2 separate regions of the Homo sapiens genome follow, and region 1 is linked to region 2. A link is an interaction called in ENCODE POLR2A ChIA-PET data of the cell type or tissue named here. Cell type or tissue: endothelial cell of umbilical vein. All regions are shown on one strand. Each heading gives the region's core, and the rest is flanking DNA. Links, peaks and the distances in the headings are about the cores only. Region 1 holds the start of LOC100287036 (a long non-coding RNA gene). Region 2 has its middle 45 kb from the start of ZNF778.

Region 1 (9,563 bases), core at 1,107-3,606, 56 kb after region 2:
CAGCACAAAGCCTGCAAGAACTTTCCGAAGCAGCCACTCCCGAACTATTTGCTCTGCCCCGTCCCTCTCTTTCTGCAGGAAACCCAACAGGCAGTTGGGGGAGGCCTTCCCCGAGCCCCTGCTTCCGACTCCCACCCCCGTGGTGTGAGGCTGCCCCTCTGCGACACACGGTGCGAGCGCACTTCTTCCTTCCCAGCCTCGTCCTGGTCTCTTCTGTGGCGATGCCAACTTCCCCACGCCACGCCTGGCATGGACACTCTCGGAGCATGGGCCTCCTCCCTGCCTGTGGGCCTTCTAGGTTTGTTCACCATCACAGCCAGGCCTCCCGGGTGCACTCACGAGAGGAATGGGGGACACACCTACACACCCACACCCAAAGCCACTGTCCCCCCATCATGTCCTCGCCGCACCGTCAGTTAGAAAACATTTCATACAAATGGAACTGTGTGCACGTCTCTGCCCTTTCCGCCACAGCAGCACCTCTGTGCGCGACCATGCCGGGAGAAGCAGCTTCTGCAACTCGCTCCCCTGCATTTACCCATCTCGCTCATGCACGAAGTATGGCTTTTGAAACACGATGTGCAGACCCATCTGTGAGTGGCAGCTCCACTGTGAGCCTCTCCCACCTCCACCCCGTCAGCTAAAGGATACGTTGCATGCCACCTGCCCCTGGACGCAGGCTTGGCTGAGACCACAAGATGCTTCTCCTCCAACACCATCTCATGACCTGCTTTGTCTTTCTAAAATAAATGATAAAATCCCACCAACTGCTGTCTTGGTATTTAACTGGTACAAGAACACAGGTGAAGTTATTCTGGAGAGAGGGACAGGTCGGGTCAACGTATTCACTGCCTGACACCTCCACCCGCGGTGCAGGTGAGCAGGTGTTTCCATCCACCATCCCTGATGCCTGAGGCCAGACATATTTTCTCTCTCTACCTGAACCAATGAATTTTACATTCTCTTCCAATTTTCCACCACAAAACCGGAATGTCTCAGCCTGGAGAAAGGGCATCTCAGCACCTGACTCGGAAGGCTGTTCAAGCTCATGGCTGTCTAGAAACTCAGTGGTAATGTTTACAAGTTTAAGGATTATCTGGAATTAACATTTTAAAAAATCCAGACTGTCTGCTCTCAGGACGGAAAAACGGGGCCTTCACCATGTAGAGTCCACCGTCCTGATCCCAGATGTGAGTCTGTGGCCCACGGACACACTCAACAGCTCTGGCGTGGTCAGGGCGCAGACCCCACGGCCTCCGGACGGTGTCTGGGCCCCGACAGTGCGGGGCTTATCACTTCACTCCTGAGACACCTGATTCTCTTCATGTCCCTAGCTTGGTGCTTTGCCCAGGCACCTTCCCCAATGGACCAGGGATCTGGGAGTCCACTCAGGAGGTGGAGGAAGTGGGTCGCACCCACCAGGCAAAATACTTTTCACGGCCTGCATCACAGCGAACACTCCGGGGACTCGGGAGTGTTGTCCCAGGTGTACGCTGTGTTTTCTGGAGACGTTTCTCCAGCCACCTGCACGATGACAGCTAAGACCATCCAGGCCGTGGCCCTTCCAGGACCCTCGTGTCCGCCTGGCCTTGGCTACAACATGTTACCGATGGCAGCGATGTGCTCGAGGCCCTGCAACCCCAGCCCCCGCCTCTCCATGAACCACCACCCTCATCACAGTCATGGAGATGGTGACAGCTGAGATGTCCTGCTGAAGCATCTGCTGGATGTGGATGAAGCTGGTTTGGATGTAGCTGCCATCTAGCCCAGGCTACACCTCCCAGGACCCGCCTGCAGGCACCAGGCGTGCAGCACGCGGCCCACTCTAGAGTCTTTTTCAATGAGAGACCAGATGAGGACAGAGGCTCCAGTTGCTTTTGTTCTGTTCCAAGACTTGCCATCCCAGTCCTCCCAGAAGCTGCCCTGGTGATGCCTCTGGCACCTTTGGCCCCCACACTGCCCTGTGTTCCCTCCACCAGGCTCAGGGCTGGTCAGCCTCACCCCTTGCCGTGAAATGGCAGAGCCAGCCGAGGGCCGAGGAACCGTTACTCAGCCGTGTCAGTGACTTCTACCAGGGGCTGCACGGCACTCAGGAGTCAGGCCAACAGGCTCTGCTGACTCATGGGTGTTGTCTGAGGGTGGGGGCTGTGATGATGTCCCCAGGCCTCCCTGGCAGGGCTGTCACATAAAACAGTCCTTGAAGCTGGGAGTCCCCTCTTTAGACAGTTCCGCAGCCCCTGTGCCTTCTCATCACGATGCTGCACAGCCGACCACACAACAGAAGGCACCGGGTCTCACTCCCGGGGGAGACTCTTCCCTGGAAGGTGACTTGGCTGTCCCTGCCTAGACTCATTTTAAGTGCAGCCTAAATCTCCCTCATTTCCAAGTTATCAGGCAAAGTCTATTTTAAACTCACGACCCTTGAATCAGCAGGAAACTGAAACACGCCTCAGGCCACTGGGGCTGACTCACGCCCTGTGCTGAGCGGCAAGGCACAGCCGCGGGAAGGTAAACGCAGAGCCGAGGGGCCGGCCAGCACCTGGCCCTGACCGCCCCCAGGCCACGCATTCCTTGTTACTTCACCTCCTGGCGGATGGCAACCGTCCCAGCTTCGTGGACTGTCAGGGTCACCGAGAGTCCAGGGTGGTGGGAGTCCCCCACACGAGCCACTGGCACACTCCCTGAAGCAGAAGCCACGGCGCCAAAGCTGTGGGCTCAGGGAACTTGCCCATTACCTGGCAGCCCCGCATCTGTGCCAAAATAAGACACAACTCAGCCCAGCGGAGTGGACAGTGTCTGCGGCCAGCTCTGGGATCCAGGGCCAGCTGATGCTGGGAACAGCCGTCCTTGCCCTGTGCCTCTCCACACTGCGAGAGCCCCTGCAGCCCAGAGGGGCTCCACCTCCCCTGCAATGGGGCTCAAAAGACAATCCTTCTACGGGGCTGGCAGGACAGACGTGACAGGAACAACGATGGCCTGCTCCTCCCGGAAGGTGGCTTCAAGAGCACTCAGGAGGTGACAGATGCTGTCAAGACCGGCCCAGGGAAGGCACAGGGCAGGTTTCCCAGCACCCACCACGCGCCAGCGAGCACAGAGCCTTCGCCTGAACCATCCAGGCACCGCGCCCTCCCCCTCCGCACACACAGGAGCCCAGCTGCGATTCCCTCTGCTCCACAGGAGATGCAGCGAGCACCAAAGAGCCTTCCTCCAGGATTAAGCCTGATGCAGAAGTGGTTACACTGACTACGGCAAGGTCAGTTTGGCAAAACCCCCAGGAATTTCAGCCTATCTGGTCTCTTCAGCTGACAAGAGCAGGCACTGGTGGGGAATCCGGCGCTGCCTCTCCCCGGCTTCTAGGATCTGAGCTGGGCCAGGACAACCCTGAGACACCTGTCGGGCGGGGCAGGACTGGGGCTGCAGGGCGGGACTGTGGGGAGGGGACTGTGGGGCGGGGCCTGCAGGGCAGGGTGTGGGGCGGGAGCTGCGGGGCGGGGACTGTGGGGCCGGGTGGGGAGCCGCAGCTGCGGGGCAGGGGCTGCCCAGGAGCACTCCTTGCCAGAGGCCTTGGCATCACCAGGGAGTCCGTGGACCATGGAGACTCACGGGTCCCCTCGGGCCTTCTGAACCCAAACCTGCATTTTAAGCATGTTCTGTTCTGCACACTAACACCTGAGAAGGACCGTATAAGAAAAAACTTGTAATGACACAACTAATCTTAAAACTCACAGAAAAAAAAAAAGACTTCTTTGGGGTTGAAATTCACCTTCAATAAAGGGATGGAATGTAAGCAGAGCTGACCATGAACAACCTGGGTCTGGGTTTGCACTGCGTGGGTTCACTTACACGCAGATTTTCTTCCACCTCTGCCTCTCCTGAGACAGCAAGACCCATCTCTCCTCTTCCTCTTCAGCCTCCTCAACGTGAAAACCCGGAGGACGAAAGCCATTCGTGGAGACCCGCTGCTGCTGCGCGAGGCTTAAGTCTATTTTCTCCTCATGATCTCAGTATTTTCACGTCTCTAGTTTGCTCTACCCTAACAGTAAGAGCAGAACACACATAACATACAAAATGTGTGTGACTGGCTTTATGTGGTCAGGAAGGCTCTGGTCAACAGAAGGCTGTTAGTTAAGTTTGGGGAAAGTTAAAAGTTCTACACAAATTTTCAACTGCACAGGAGGCTGGCGCCCCCAACCCCTGTATTGTTCAAGGGTTTGCTGTAATTTGTATTAAAACACCAAGCCCCCTTACACCTGGGTGAGTCTCTCTCCCTGAACAGATGTGACAACATTACCCTCCGAAGACTCCCAGAGAGAAAGAGAACACTTCAAATTCAGATTTGTCTTCCACAGTATGTTGATAGAACAGGCCTTTACGTACGTCCTGGGCAAATGCTCCTCTCCTTATGTAAGTTAATAACTCCACCAACCACTAGTTTGTGTAATGACCATTTAAATATCGAATGGTGCCCAAGGCCCCTGAGAAGGGATGTGATTCAGCCCCTCCCCTCACGCAGGCACGTGGCCTCAGAGGCCCAGGAGGAGGAAGACAGGAAGTCAGCAGCAGGGTGGAAAAGGGGAGGGAAGCCCTTCAAGGGAAGCTCTCCCAGAACCTTCAATCCCAGCTCCAATTCCAAAGACAGGAACACACTCATGACTGACAGGATCAAACACCAAAGGCCTGTTTGCCTTGAGGGGGACACTGGGGAGGGTGGGGAAGGGGGAGTGAGGAGGAGCTGGAAGCAGCAGTCCTGTGTGGCACCAGGGGCTTGCTCCCACGTCGGCCCTGGGCACAGCCCCGCATGGTGATGAGGTGTGGCCTGCCTGCAGCACACGGCCATGCTCCAGATACCTTAGCTTTATCTGAAGAGTTCTTTTGTTTGTTTGTTTGTTTGTTTGAGACAGCTGTGTTGCCCAGGCTGGAGTGCAGCGGTGTGATCACAGCTCACTGTAGCCTCCGCCTCCTGGGCTCAAGCTATCCGCTCACTTGAGCCTCCCAAGTAGCTGGGAGTACAGGCCCGTGGCACCATGCCCGGCTAATTTCTGTACTTTCTGTGGAGTCGGGTTTCGCCATGCTTCCGAGGCTGGTGTCTGAAGGATGCTTTACGGCAACCCCTGCCTTTTCCAGCTGAGCCCTGCCGGCTGTTGTGCGCTCCGTGGAAAGGGAGAAGCACGGTCTCCAGCGGCTGCGTCAGGAGTGGTGCCTTGTGCACACCTCACAGGGAGAGAAGTCTCCAACGGACTGAGCGGAGGAAAAAAGAAAAAAGGAGAAAAGGAAAAAGAGCTGCATACCTGGCAGGCCTACTGTGTGCAAAGCCCTTGAGTGACACACCCTATGACCCACAGCACTGTGGCAATCCCAGGTATGGAAGAGAAGCACCACTGGCCTCTCACCTCTCACCATCTCAGTGGGCAAGGGGAGAGCAAGCAGCCCAGGGCAGGGGGGCTGAGCCGAGGGCAGGGGGGCTGAGCCGAGGGCAGGGGGGCAGAGCCGAGGGCAGGGGGGCAGAGCCCAGGGCAGGGGGGCAGAGCCCAGGGCAGGGGGGCTGAGCCGAGGGCAGGGGGGCTGAGCCGAGGGCAGGGGGTCTGAGCTAAGGGCACGGGGGCTAAGCCCAGGGCAGGGGGGCTGAGCCCGGGGCAGGGGAAGAGCCGAGGGACAGAGGCCCTCACAGGAACCAGGCCCTCCCGCACACCGCCTGACAGTCCACGTCAGCGTCTCTGTCCAGCCTCCACACACCCCTGCACGTTCTGAAGAGCCCTCCCCAAGAGTCCAACTCTCTCTCCTTCCTCCTCAGGGCCGCACCAGCTCTCTCTCCTTCCCCTCCTCAGGGCCACACCAACTGTGGGGTTCCAGCTATCACTCTGTGCAAAGGACTCCTAACATGGGTGTCCTCCGTCTCACCCCATAAGCCACACTGGCCAAGGCCAGGCAGGCACCACACATCGCGAGGTAGAATCTCTTTGCTACGGTTTGAATGTTTGTGTCGGCCCCTCCCCTGCACCCCAAAATTCACAGGTTCAAACCAAACCCCCAGTGTGCCCAGCTACTTTTTGTATTTTTGGTAGAGACAGGGTTTCACCATGTTGGCCAGGGTGGTCTCCATCTCTTGACCTCATGATCTGCCGGCCTCGGCCTCCCAAAGTGCCCCACGGCACAACGCTCTCTACTGCAGCCCTGTTTCCACTCACATTTTCTGTTATCACGGCGGGGGGTGGCAGCACCGAGAGCGCGTTCAGCATTACTGGCCTCTGCTTTGCCCCTCAGACACATGCTTGGTCACTGGGCTGTGGAACATACAGGAGCCCCGTGCTCCGGAACACGGACCACCCGACAGGAGCACGGACACAGCAGTCGGGGCGACGTGGGTGCCTCACAGAAGAGGGAAAAAGCCAGGAGGGCGGCACGTGGGCGCAAAGTTCTCAGCTTCGTTAGTCATCAAGAAAATGCAAACTAAAACCAAGGTAAGTGTGAGGGTTACTACTGAGTTTCAACTTGACTGGACTAAAGGATGTGTAACTGTTCCTGGGAGCATCTTGAGGAAGCTGCCAAAGGAGATTCACATTGAGTCAGTGGACGGGGAGAGGCCGACGAACCCTCCATCTGGGGGGGCATGATCTCATCAGCTGCCAGCACGGCAGATCTGCGGAAGCACTGGACTGGCTGAGTCTTCCAGCCTCCATCTTTCTTCCATGCTGGATACTTCCTGCCCTCGAACATCAGACTCCAAGTGCTTCAGCTTTTGGGTTCTTGGACCTACACCAGTGGTTTGCCAGGGGTTCTTGGGCCTTCGGCCACAGACTGAAAGCTGCGCTGTTGGCTTCCCGACTTTTGAGGTTTGGGGACTCGGACTGGCTTCCTGGCTCCTCAGCTTGCCAACAGCCTATTGTGGGACTTCACCTCATGACTGTGTGAGTCAATACTCCCAATAAACTCCCCTCCATATATACATTTATCCTATTAGTGCTGTCCCTCTAGAGAACCCTGACTCGTACACACAAGTACTGGTGAAGGGGTGGAGCAAAGGAAACTAGTCCACTCTCATCAGGGCCAACTCACGCACCTGGCAATCTCTACTCATACTGAACACAAGTATGCCCTATAGCCCAGCAATGCCATTCTGGACATACACGTCCAAAAGAAAAGCAGGTGCACAGACACAAGAGACACGCGTGAAGTGCTTCATAGCAGTGGGGTTTGCGGCGTGCCACTAGGATGTGAGGGTGGAACACTACACAGCAGAGGAGGCAAACACATCACAACGTAAGTCAATCTCACAAATAATGTTGAGGAACCCTGTCTCTACGAAAAGTTTAAAAATTAGCCGGGCACTGTGGTGCATGCTGGCGGTCTCAGCTACCAGGGAGGCTAAGGCAGGAGGATCACTTGAGCCCAGGAGGTCGAGGCTGCGGTAAGCCAAGATCATGCCACTGTACTCCAGCCCGGGCGTCAGAGCCAGACCCTCTCCCCTCTCCCCTCTCCTCTCTCTCTCTCTCTCTCTCACACACACACACACACACACACACAGAGTAATAATGTTGGGGACAAAATACATGATACATTTACATAAATTTCTGAAAATAGCAACTACAGTACTTAGGGATGCATACTTAGTTGACAAGACATCCGCGAAGCGTGGAAAATGGCTGCCTGGCGGATGGAATTGGAAGGGACGGTGAAACGGGTTCTAAGTGAAGGCTGCGGAGGCGTTTGCTTTGTGGTCTGCTAAGTTGTACATTTTTACTGGGTGGACGTTTGGGTTCTCAGCTGAAGCAGTCTTTCAGAAGGTGACAGAGATAAAGGCCACACTATGTCCTTGCAAGGCCTCAGAGGTGTCACTGACCTTTTGCTGCAGGACCTGTTCTTCTCAGGGGTCTTGGCCTCCTAGAGGAAGGAGGGCCCCATCGCCCTGCTAGGCCCTACTGGGACCCTCAAGGGCATGAGCATGACGACGGAGCAGCTTCAGGCTTCCCAGCATGTCGGGCAGGCCTAGCCATGCCCAATACACACTGCAGGGCACCCACTGCAGAGTGCAACAGGGAGCTTGGAGCCTGACAAGGAGACACACAGCTCTGTGAAGACGAAGGGGAGGAGGAGCAAGGAAAATGCTTCTTTTACACAGAAGGCGCCAAGATACAAACTAAATGTGATGAAGACAAAGAAAAGCAGGCGTGTGTGTTAAAGGTACAATTGCACAGCTAAAAATAATCATGGCCGTAAGGCAGGGACGGCAGATGGAGGGTGACTCAGCAGATTTCCTCCAAGGCTTGCGAGGGTGGAAATAAACACACGGAAGTGACCAGCAGAGAGAAACACGCAGGGAAGAGGAAGGTTAGAAAGGTCTGGGGTGTCACGCACCGTTGCTGGGAATGCAGAGGAGGACGGTCTGCAGAAGGGGACGCAGCCACCGCCCCCCCCACCCCGCTGCAGAAGGTGCACACCACTCAGCAACCACCCACCCACTGCTCAATCTACCCCCAAATTACACAAATAGGGCCAGGCACGGTGGCTCACCCCTGTGGTCCCAGCTACTCAGGAGGCCAAGGCAGGGGGGTCATTTGGGCCCAAGAGTTTGAGACCCGGGCAATGTAGGGAAACCTCATCTTTACAAAAATATCAAAAAATTAATCAGTCGAGGTGGCACGCACCTGTAATCCCAGCTCCTTGGGAGCCTGAGGCAGGAAGACCCCTTGGGCCCAGGAGGTCGAGGCTGCAGTGAGCTAAGATTGCACCACTGCACTCCAACCTTGGTGACAGAGCAAGACCCTGTGTGAAAAAAACCCAAACCCCAAACCAAAAAAACACAACCGGGGCATGAAAAAGTGCTTGGCCCAGAGCAGTGCCCCAAAGCATCTCCTAAGAAAGGGGCTTAACACAAAGCCTGCCCGCCAGGGGCTGCTGGTGGCATCCGGGCACATCTGCACGTGGGGCTGACAGGACTAAGGAGGTTCCACAGACACACGACCAGGCGGAGACGCAGAGAAAAGCAGGTACAGCAAGAAGTCCACTGGGCAATGCAGAGGTGGGGAATGCAGAGGGGGAATGCAGAGGTGGGGAATGCAGAGGTGGGGAATGCAGAGGTGGGAAATGCAGAGGTGGGGAATGCAGAGGTTGGAAATGCAGAGGTGGGGAATGCAGAGGTTGGAAATGCAGAGGGCACCTACACTTCTGATGACAGCGAAATATGTAAGGCTGGCTCAACCATCAATCAGTCAACGTCACCCAGCATGCCAACAAGCTAAAGAAGAAACACCACATAATCACAACTGGTACAGAAAATCATTTGATAAAATTCAAAACTCACGATAAAAATTCCTAGGAAAACAGGAGTGTGGAGAAACATCCTCAACACGATAAAGGCCAACTACCAAGAACTCAAGGCTGACATGATCAAGAGTGACGTGCTGAGGGCTGCAGATGGAATGGCATACAGGGCAGAAAGGAAGAAATGGAATAAAACTGTCTCTCTCTGAAGATGGTGTAAGTGTCCATGTCGAAAATCACAAGGAATCTATCAAAAATTCCAAGAAACTTTATTTAATAGAGTTCAGCAAGGACACAGAATCCAA
Region 2 (8,256 bases), core at 4,451-6,950:
ATAATGAACTAAAATCTAGTTTCAATTGATAGTAGGTGAATTTTTTTTTTTTTTTTTTTGAGACGGAGTCTGGCTGTGTTGCCCAGGCCGGAGTGCAGTGGCGCATTCTCGGCTCCCTGCAACCTCCGTCTCCCGGGTTCAAGTGATTCTCCTGCCGCAGCTTCCCAAGTAGCTGGGACTACAGGCGCCCGCTACCGCAACCAGCTAATTTTTGTATTTTCAGTAGAGATGGGGTTTTACCATGTTGGCCAGGCTGGTCTTGAACTCCTGACCTTGTGATCCACCTGCCTCAGCCTCCCAAAGTGCTGGGATTACAGGTGTGAGCCACCGCACCCGGCCAGATAGTAGGTAAATTTCAACAGGATACAAACCATGAGCTCCAACACTGTCTTCTCCTCCTGTGTGCTGCAAAGTATATGTAAATTATACCCTCATACATTAAAAACCCATCAATAGTTTTTTTTTTTTAATTGAGACAGGGTGGTCTCACTCTGTCGCCCAGACTGGAGCAGTGGTGCAGTCACAGCTCACTGCAGCCTCGAACTCCTGGTCTCAAATGAACCTCCCGCTTTAGCCTTGCAAATGGCTGAGACTATAGGTGCATGCCACCACACCTGGCTAATTGTTTTTGTAGAGATGGGGTTTTGCCCTGTTGCCCAGGCTGGTCTCAAATCCCTGGGCTCAAGCGATCTGCCCGCCTCAGCCTAGCACAACGTTGGGGTTACAGGCATGAGCCACGGCGCCTGGCCACATTTCATTATGTCAATTGACCTATCTTCAAGTTTGCTGATACTTGCTTCTACCAACTCAAATTCAATTACTTTACAACTACAGAATTTCCATTTAATTCTTTTTGAATAATTTATCTCTGTATTGTATTTTCTATTTGGTGAGACAATGACAATTTTCATACTACCATTTTAGTTCTTTAAACATAATTTCTTTTAGTGCTTTGAACATTATTCGTAACAGCTGACTTTGTCTTTATTTAAGCTGAGTGGTGGATCACGCCTGTAATCCCAGCTCTTTGGGAGGCGCAGGTGGGCGGATCACTTGAGCCCAGGAGTTCAAGACCAGCCTGGGCAACATAGTGAGGCCTCATCTCTACAAAAAATAAAAAAGTTGGCTGGGCACGGTGGCTCACGCCTGTAATCCCAACAGTGGCAGGCCGAGGCGGGCGGATCACGGAGGTCAGGAGATCGAGACCATCTGGGCTAACACGGTGAAACCCTGTCTCTACTAAAAAAAGAAATTAGCTGGGCATGGTGGCGGGCACCTATAGTCCCAGCTCCTTGGGAGGCTGAGGCAGGAGAATGGCGTGAACCCGGGAGGCGGAGCTTGCAGTGAGCCGAGATTGCGCCACTGCACTCCAGCCTGGGCCACAGAGAGAGATTCCGTCTCAAAAAAAAAAAAAAAGCCAGGTGTGGTGATGCGTGCCTGTCATCCCAGCTACTCAGGAGATTGAGGTTGGGAGGACTGCTTGAGACCAGGAGGTCGTGGCCACAATGAGCTGTGTTCATGCCACTGCACTCCAGCCTGGGTGACAGAGCAAGACCTTATTAAAAGGAAAAAAAGGGCCAGGCACGGTGGCTCATGCCTGTAATCCCAGCACTCTGGGAGGCTGAGGCCGGTGGATCACCTGAGGTCAAGAGTTTGAGACCAGCCTGGCCAACATGGTGAAACCCCATCTCTACTAAAAACACAAACAAAATTAGTCAGGCCTGATGGTGGGCACTTGTAATCCCAGCTACTCGGGAGGCTGAGGCAGAACAATTGCTCGAACCTGGGAGGCAGAGGTTGCAGTGAGCTGAGATAGCGCCACTGCACTCCAGCCTGGGCGGCAGAGTGAGACTCCGTCTCAAAAAAAAAAAAAAAAAAGCAAAAAAGGCCAGGCACAGTGGTTCACACCTGTAATCCCAGCACTTTGGGAGGCTGAGGTGGGTGGATCACGAGGTCAGGAGTTCAAGACCAGTCTGGCCAACATAGTGAAACCCTGTCTCTACTAAAAATACAAAAATTAGCTGGGCATGGTGGTGGTGTGTGTCTGTAGGCTGAGGCAGGAGAATCGCCTGAATCTGGGAGGTGGAGGTTGCAGTGAGCCGAGATTGTGCCATTGCACTCCAGCCTGGGCAACAGAGCGACACTCTCTCTCAAAAAAAAGAAAAGTCGGCCGGGTGCGGTGGCTCATGCCTGTAATTCCAGCACTTTGGGAGGCTGAGGCGGGCGGATTACGAGGTCAGGAATTCTAGACCATCCTGGCCAATGTAGTGAAACCCTGTCTCTACTAAAAATACAAAATTAGCCGGGCGTGGTGGCACGCGCCTGTAGTCCAGCTACTCAGGCGGCTGAGGCAGGAGAATCGCTTGAACCTGGGGAGTGGAGGTTGCAGTGAGCTGAGACTGCACCATTGCACTCCAGCCTGGGTAACAGAGTGAGACTCCATCTCAAAAAAAGAAAAAAAGTCTTTAGTAAGTTCAGCATCTGGGCTTCCCCAAGGATGGTATCTATTGATGGCTTTTCCCCCCATTTATGGGTGATATTTTGTTTCTCTGCTTTTTTTTGCTGAAAAGTAGACATTTAAAGCAACATGATGAGACCAGTTGTTCTTATCCCCCAGGTTTTGTTACTTTGTGGTTTGGTTGCTGCTTCTGTGTGTTTAGTGACTTTTCTGGACTAATTCTCTACTCCCTTTGCTGTGTGACCAGTGAACGCTCTGTACTGTACAGTTTCCTTAAATGCCTCGATTCAGTGAGTCTTTTTTCCCTGGCTGGGAGGCTTTTCCAGCAGTTTCCAGCTCTGCTGTAGCTTTCGCTTTCTGTTTGCACAAGGCCTCAATCAGCCAAGGGGAGATCAGAGAATGTTCTGTCCCTTCCTGGCCGTGCGTACAGACCCACACGTGCCCAGGGCTTTCCGTGTCCCCAGGAAAATGTCAGTGCTGCCCGGGTCCCCACAGGCGCCTCGTTCCTCACCTCGTCCTTTCTGGGCAGGTGCCGGCTGCCCCAGTGGGTAGTGCCTTGGACAGCTGTGTGGTTAAACGGTGCCACTGATTGTTTCTGACCAATGCTGTGGAAAGGGGGCTTTTCTCACTGAGCGAACTGCAGGGCAGGCCAGATATCACAGGCCTATGAATGCTTTCCAGGGAGCTGCCAGAGGTGAGATTGAAGCAGGCTGTTTCACCGGAGTCGTAATGGGGTGCCTGGTTTACTCAGCCTGCCGCCCTCAACCCCTCGCGGAGGGAGTGTGTGGGCCAATGAGGCAGGACTGGAGTGCAGGATCGCTGGAACTGGCCGGCTGTTTAGGCACCGGTGGGTTCAAACTCCACTCACTTGGACCCTCTGTGCTCCACCCCTTGCAGGAGGGTGAGCAGGTGCAGGAGCTGGAGCAGGTGCTTTTGGGTGCCGGCAGCAGTGAACTCTGTGCAGGCCCCGTGCAGCATCCAGGGCCGGGGTACCTGTGCCCCCCAAAGCCCCAGAGGGCGTGTTACGGGGCTCCTTTAGCTCTGCCGTCCACAGACAGCTGAAGTGTTAACAGCTCAGTGGACCCTCTGCCTTTTCGCGTGAGGCTGCCGGTGAGAGGCAAAGGGCCGGTGTGACCGCCTTTTGTATCCACCTGTGGCTCTAGAGCTCGTCTGGCATCCAGGAAAAATGAGGTTACGCAAACGAATTGAAGGATGGTAAATGTGGGGGATTTTATTGCTGATGAAAGTGGCTGTCAGCAGGAAGGGGAGCTGGAAAGGGGATGGGGCGGGAAGGTAATCTTCCCCTGAAGTCTGGCCACATCTGTGTCTGCAGATGGATTCTTCTCTGAAGTGACACCGTCAAGCTGTCCCTTAACATCCAGCTGCTTCTCCTCTCTGCTGGCTGAGTCTGGGGCCTTTATAGACACAGGATGGCGGGGGGCAGGGTGGGACCATGGTGGTTTAGGAACAGGCAACATGAGGGCAGGAAAGCAGGGATGGCAGTTCTCAAGGTGGGCCATGGTCTCAGGCATTTCAGCTTGAGGGTGGGGCTTCACCAGGAACCTGCCCCTGTCTGCCTAGAATTTCTCTACCTCCTGTCCCCATCAAGATGGCAACAGCTCTCTCTGGGGTGGGACTTTTGGGGGCTCATACTGAGCCTGCCTCTCTGGGCTGCTAGTTTTCAAAGCACCAGAGAGTTGGAGTAAGGAGAATGAAACACGGCAAGTTAAAATGACAAAGCTCTCTGTACCAATATTCAGCTGTTTTTCTTTTTACTTTTTCTTTTTGGAGACGGAGTCTTGCTCTGTCAGCCAGGCTGGAGTGTACTGGTGCAATCTTGGCTCACTGCAACCTCCGCCTCCCAGGTTCAAGCAATTCTCCTGCCTCAACCTCCCAAGTAGTTGGGATTACAGGCATGTGCCATCATGCCCAGCTACTGTTTGTATTTGTAGTAGAGACGAGGTTTTACCATGTTGGCCAGGCTGGTCTTGAACTCCTGACCTCAGGTGATCCACCCACCTCGGCCTCCCAAAGTGCTGGGATTACAGGCATGAGCCACCATGCCAAGCCTCGGCTGTTTTTCTTTAATAAACATTCATTAAATTATTACAAGCCTTAGTTAATAATTTCCAGAGTTCTGAAAAAGTTAATTTTGACAATTTTTTCCCTAGTGGTGTCATTGCTTTTCTCGAGGAGGGATTTTCAGAGGGACTTGCTACCCTGGAAGTCCTGCGTCCTTTCTGTCATATCAGCTCACCCCCTCAGAGGTTCTGACCTGGGACATAATCAGTCTCTATGTAGCTGCTTTGAATTGTCATTTATTTCCCCTTTTCTTAATTGTGGGGGTCTTGACTGCAGGGTAAATGGCTCTGGCTGCTGCGATTTTAACTTGGTATCTTTCCTTTTTCTTTCTTTTTGGAGACGGAGTTTCGCTCTTCTGGCCCAGCCTGGAGTCCAGTGGCACGAACTCGGCTCACTGCAACCTCCCTCCCCGCCTCCCGGGTTCAAGCGATTCTCCTGCCTCAGCCTCCTGAGTAGCTGGCATTACAGACTTGTGCCACCACACCCAGCTAATTTTATATTTTTAGTACAGACAGGGTTTCTCCATGTTGGCCAGGCTGGTCTTGAACTCCTGACCTCGTGATCCACCTGCCTCAGCCTCCCAAAGTGCTGGGATTACAGGCGTGAGCCACCACACCCGGCTGGTATCTTTTTTTTTTTTTTTTTTTTGAAGACAGAGTCTTGCTCTGTCCCCCAGGCTGGAGCAACCATCACAGCTCACCGCAGCCTCAGCCTCCTGGGCTCAGGCGATCCTCCCGCCTCAGCCTCCCGAGTACCTGGGACCGCAGACGCGCTCCACCATGCCTGTTCTTTGTTGTTGTTGTTGAGACAGGGTCTCATTATGTTGTCCAGGCTGGACATGAACTCCTGGGCTCAAGCATCCTCCTGCCTTGGCTTCCTGTTGTGATTATAGGTGTGAAATACTACACCCAGCCTGATTTTTGGTTTTAGAGACAGGATCTTGCTGAGCTGCCCAGGTGGGAAGGCAATGGCTGTTCGCAGGCTCACTCACGGTGCACTACCGCCGTGAGCTCCTGGACTCAAGTGATCCTCCTGCTGCAGCCTCCCAAGCAGCTGGGACCACAGGTGTGAGCCATGTTTCCAGTTTATCACAGGTAATTTCAGATGTGAGTGACGTTCTGTGCCCAGTAATGGGGCTTTTGGGGTTTATACCACTGCACTCCCCCAGCTGTGGTGTACAACTTGCACCTCGTCCCTGAGCTCTTGCTGATGCCACAGCTGAGCTCTTGCTGATGCCACGGCTGCCTTCTCACTGCCTGTGGGTCCCTCTCTCTAGCTTCAGTATTTCATTCTGCTTTCCAACAGAGCCAAGCTGGGCCCAGTTCCTTCTACTCTCCTGTGAGACTGTCTTCGCTGTCCCCCAGCGGGAAGGAGGAAAGCAGCTCCCTGGTGTGGGGGGAGGTGGGTGGAGGTTGTGTGCGGCTCCACGTGCTGGGGCCCTTCCCCTCCTGCCAGGCTCAGGCCCAGGCCCAGCTGCCGCTTGGAAATGGCGACCCCTGAATGGAGACCTGTCTTGCCAGATGCTGCACGGTCTCCTGGGCAGAGCAGGCGCTCTCTGTGCGGGGAGCTGACGGCTCACGGGCTTTCCACAAAAACCTCTCACCTCCTTCCAGGTTTTACAAAAGCCACCAGCTTCTCTTCTACAGCAGCAAAAGCCGCCATATTTCTTTCCTTTTTCTGTTGAAGCCTGGGGCCTTACGCCTTGGCAAGGTGTCAGCTTCCCTGAGAGGGGGACCCTGTGCCAGAAAGGGGTGCCAGCTTCCCTAAGAGGGGGACCCTCGGCTGGGGAGGGGCACCGGCTTCCCTGAGGGGGAACCCTGTGTCGGGGAGGGGCGCCAGCTTCCCTGAGAGGGGGACCCTGTGCCAGGGAGGGGTGCTGGCTTCCCTGAAGTGCCTAGGGTCCGAGCACTCACCTGCTCTGTGCTTTGGGTTTGTTTGTTTTTTGTTTTTTTTTTTGCTAATGGCAGTCCTCAGAGCCTCCGGAAGGGAAGGCATCAGGAAGGCTTGAGTTACAGGTGGTGGACCCTCAGAGCCAGCCTGCTCCAGAGCCCGGGCTCCCAGGCAGGAGCTGGGTAGCGCTGGGGTCCATGGATGTAGTTGAGCGAGTGGGGTTACGCCATCTTCCTCCAGCTCCAGCCAGAGACTCCCGAGAGCGGTCTGAAGCCCACATGGGTGGCCCCGGGCAGCAGGGTCTCCAGGCTGGCACGCAGGCTCCTGCGGTTCTGGGTACTCTGACGTTTCTCAGTGTTTATTCACAAGTCTCTCTGAGGGGCGGCAGGCTGTCTCTCGTCCCCTATGGCAGGAGGCTGTTTGGGAGTCGCATGTGCGGCATCTCTGGCAGGTGCACGGGAGCCGAGACTCCAGCAGACCAGGGTGGGGGCCGGAAGGGAGCTGCTCTCGCCTGACACCCCTCGTGGGCACCCGAGACAGGGAGGCACAGCATGGTGGCCGGGACGTCGTCACCACTGTGGGCTGGAACTGCAGCGTGCTCTGTGTGACACAGGCTGACTCAGGTTTTTCTTTTAAGGCAGGGCTTAAAGGAAGTTTTACTGTGACCAAAGTTCTGTGATTGAGGGGGTGTGGAGAAAACAAAAAGCCTGGCCAAGATGGTGAAACCCCGTCTCTACTAAAAATACAAAAACTAGCCGGGTGTGGTGGCAGGCGCCTGTAGTCCCAGCTACTCGGGAGGCTGAGGCAGGAGAATTGAACCCAGGAGGTGGAGGCTGCAGTGAGCTGAGATTGCGCCACTGTGCTCCATCCAGCCTGGGGGTCAGAGCAAGACTCCATCTCAAAAGCAAGCAAAAAACCCCCAAAAACCCACGAAGCCCCCAAAACAAACCACAGCTAATCCGAACCCAGAAAAATAGACTGGAACCTTCTGGCTTCTCCACACCCCCACCCCAAGCCCGTAAATGAGGTGGACAACCCTGCCTTTGCTCAGGCTCAGCCCTGAAGGGAACAGGAGGGAATCCACAAAAGTTCTGTTCACAGATCGAAGACAGGAGAGGGGGCATGGCCCCACGCCTACCCCCAACCCCACGCAGGGGCCCAGCTGGCGAGGGAGCTCACAGCAGCCTTTGGGGGAATGAAGCCACTGCCCCCGCCACTGGCTCAGCCTGGCAGGGCTCAGGGACCCTCCCAGGTCGGGCTCCTCCGCAGGGGACCCAGTGACCAGGACCCTGTTGATTCTGATGCACGGGCAGTGTCTGCTCTTCTGTGGGGGTTGTTTCTGTAGCTGCCACTCCCTCCCCAGCACCCAGGTACAGGGGACAGACAGCTCAGAAGGAAAAGGGTGAGGCGCCTCCATCAGCTCACCCTCCTGTCACGCCGGGGGCCAACAGTCTCCTGGAGCCACACTGGCTGGAGGGTCCTGGCAGGCATCCTCTGTGCCAAGATCCTCTGAGCAGAGGCCTCGCATCTCCATGCTTGCCTGAGCTGCCTTCCAGCCAGGACAGGGCTCTCAAAGCGCGGACCCTCACCAGCTGCAGCTGCCAGGGAACTGTGGGCAGGGGCACAAGCCAGCCAGCCACAAGCTGAAGCTCAGGGGCGTGCACAGCTGGCCACGGGGTCTGGCCACGGCTGCAGTGCTCAGATCCGTGGGGAGTGATGCTCCTGTTTCTCTCCAGCTCCTACAAGAGGCAGTAATTCCACAGCATTCCCGGTCTGTGCAAAGGCAGAGGACGAGGGGAACAGATAATTTGTTTCAAAATTAAAAG

Evidence for each region. ChIA-PET counts read pairs that join two places held together with the same protein. Peaks named below come from ENCODE experiments on the same cell type or tissue, not always from the same donor. Only the 100,000 strongest peaks of a DNase experiment are listed, where the experiment ranks them.
Region 1: POLR2A ChIA-PET joins it to region 2 with 8 read pairs; 5 of 35 experiments call an interaction of 5 or more read pairs at or near these places.

Annotation. Positions count from the first base shown.
Region 1 is chr16:89,317,975-89,327,537 of GRCh38, forward strand. The region is part of intron 2 of ANKRD11 (ankyrin repeat domain containing 11); the gene reads right to left. The region is part of intron 1 of LOC128462377; the gene reads right to left. It overlaps LOC100287036 (a long non-coding RNA gene), which reads left to right and starts at 2,478. Exons shown (of 4, transcript NR_168302.1): 1 at 2,478-3,253; 2 at 5,125-5,359; 3 at 5,792-5,946; 4 at 6,262-6,943. RefSeq lists enhancers at 1-232, 1,494-2,006, 1,951-2,330, 2,007-2,520, 4,828-6,027 and 4 more and a silencer at 2,851-2,930. In endothelial cell of umbilical vein, for the core only: no CTCF peak of the experiment used is centred there; a DNase peak (open chromatin) is centred at 2,437; H3K27ac peaks cover 2,190 bases.
Region 2 is chr16:89,258,999-89,267,254 of GRCh38, forward strand. No RefSeq gene overlaps it. Among named protein-coding and RNA genes, the nearest start is that of ZNF778, 45 kb to the left of the region's middle. In endothelial cell of umbilical vein, for the core only: no CTCF peak of the experiment used is centred there; no DNase peak of the experiment used is centred there.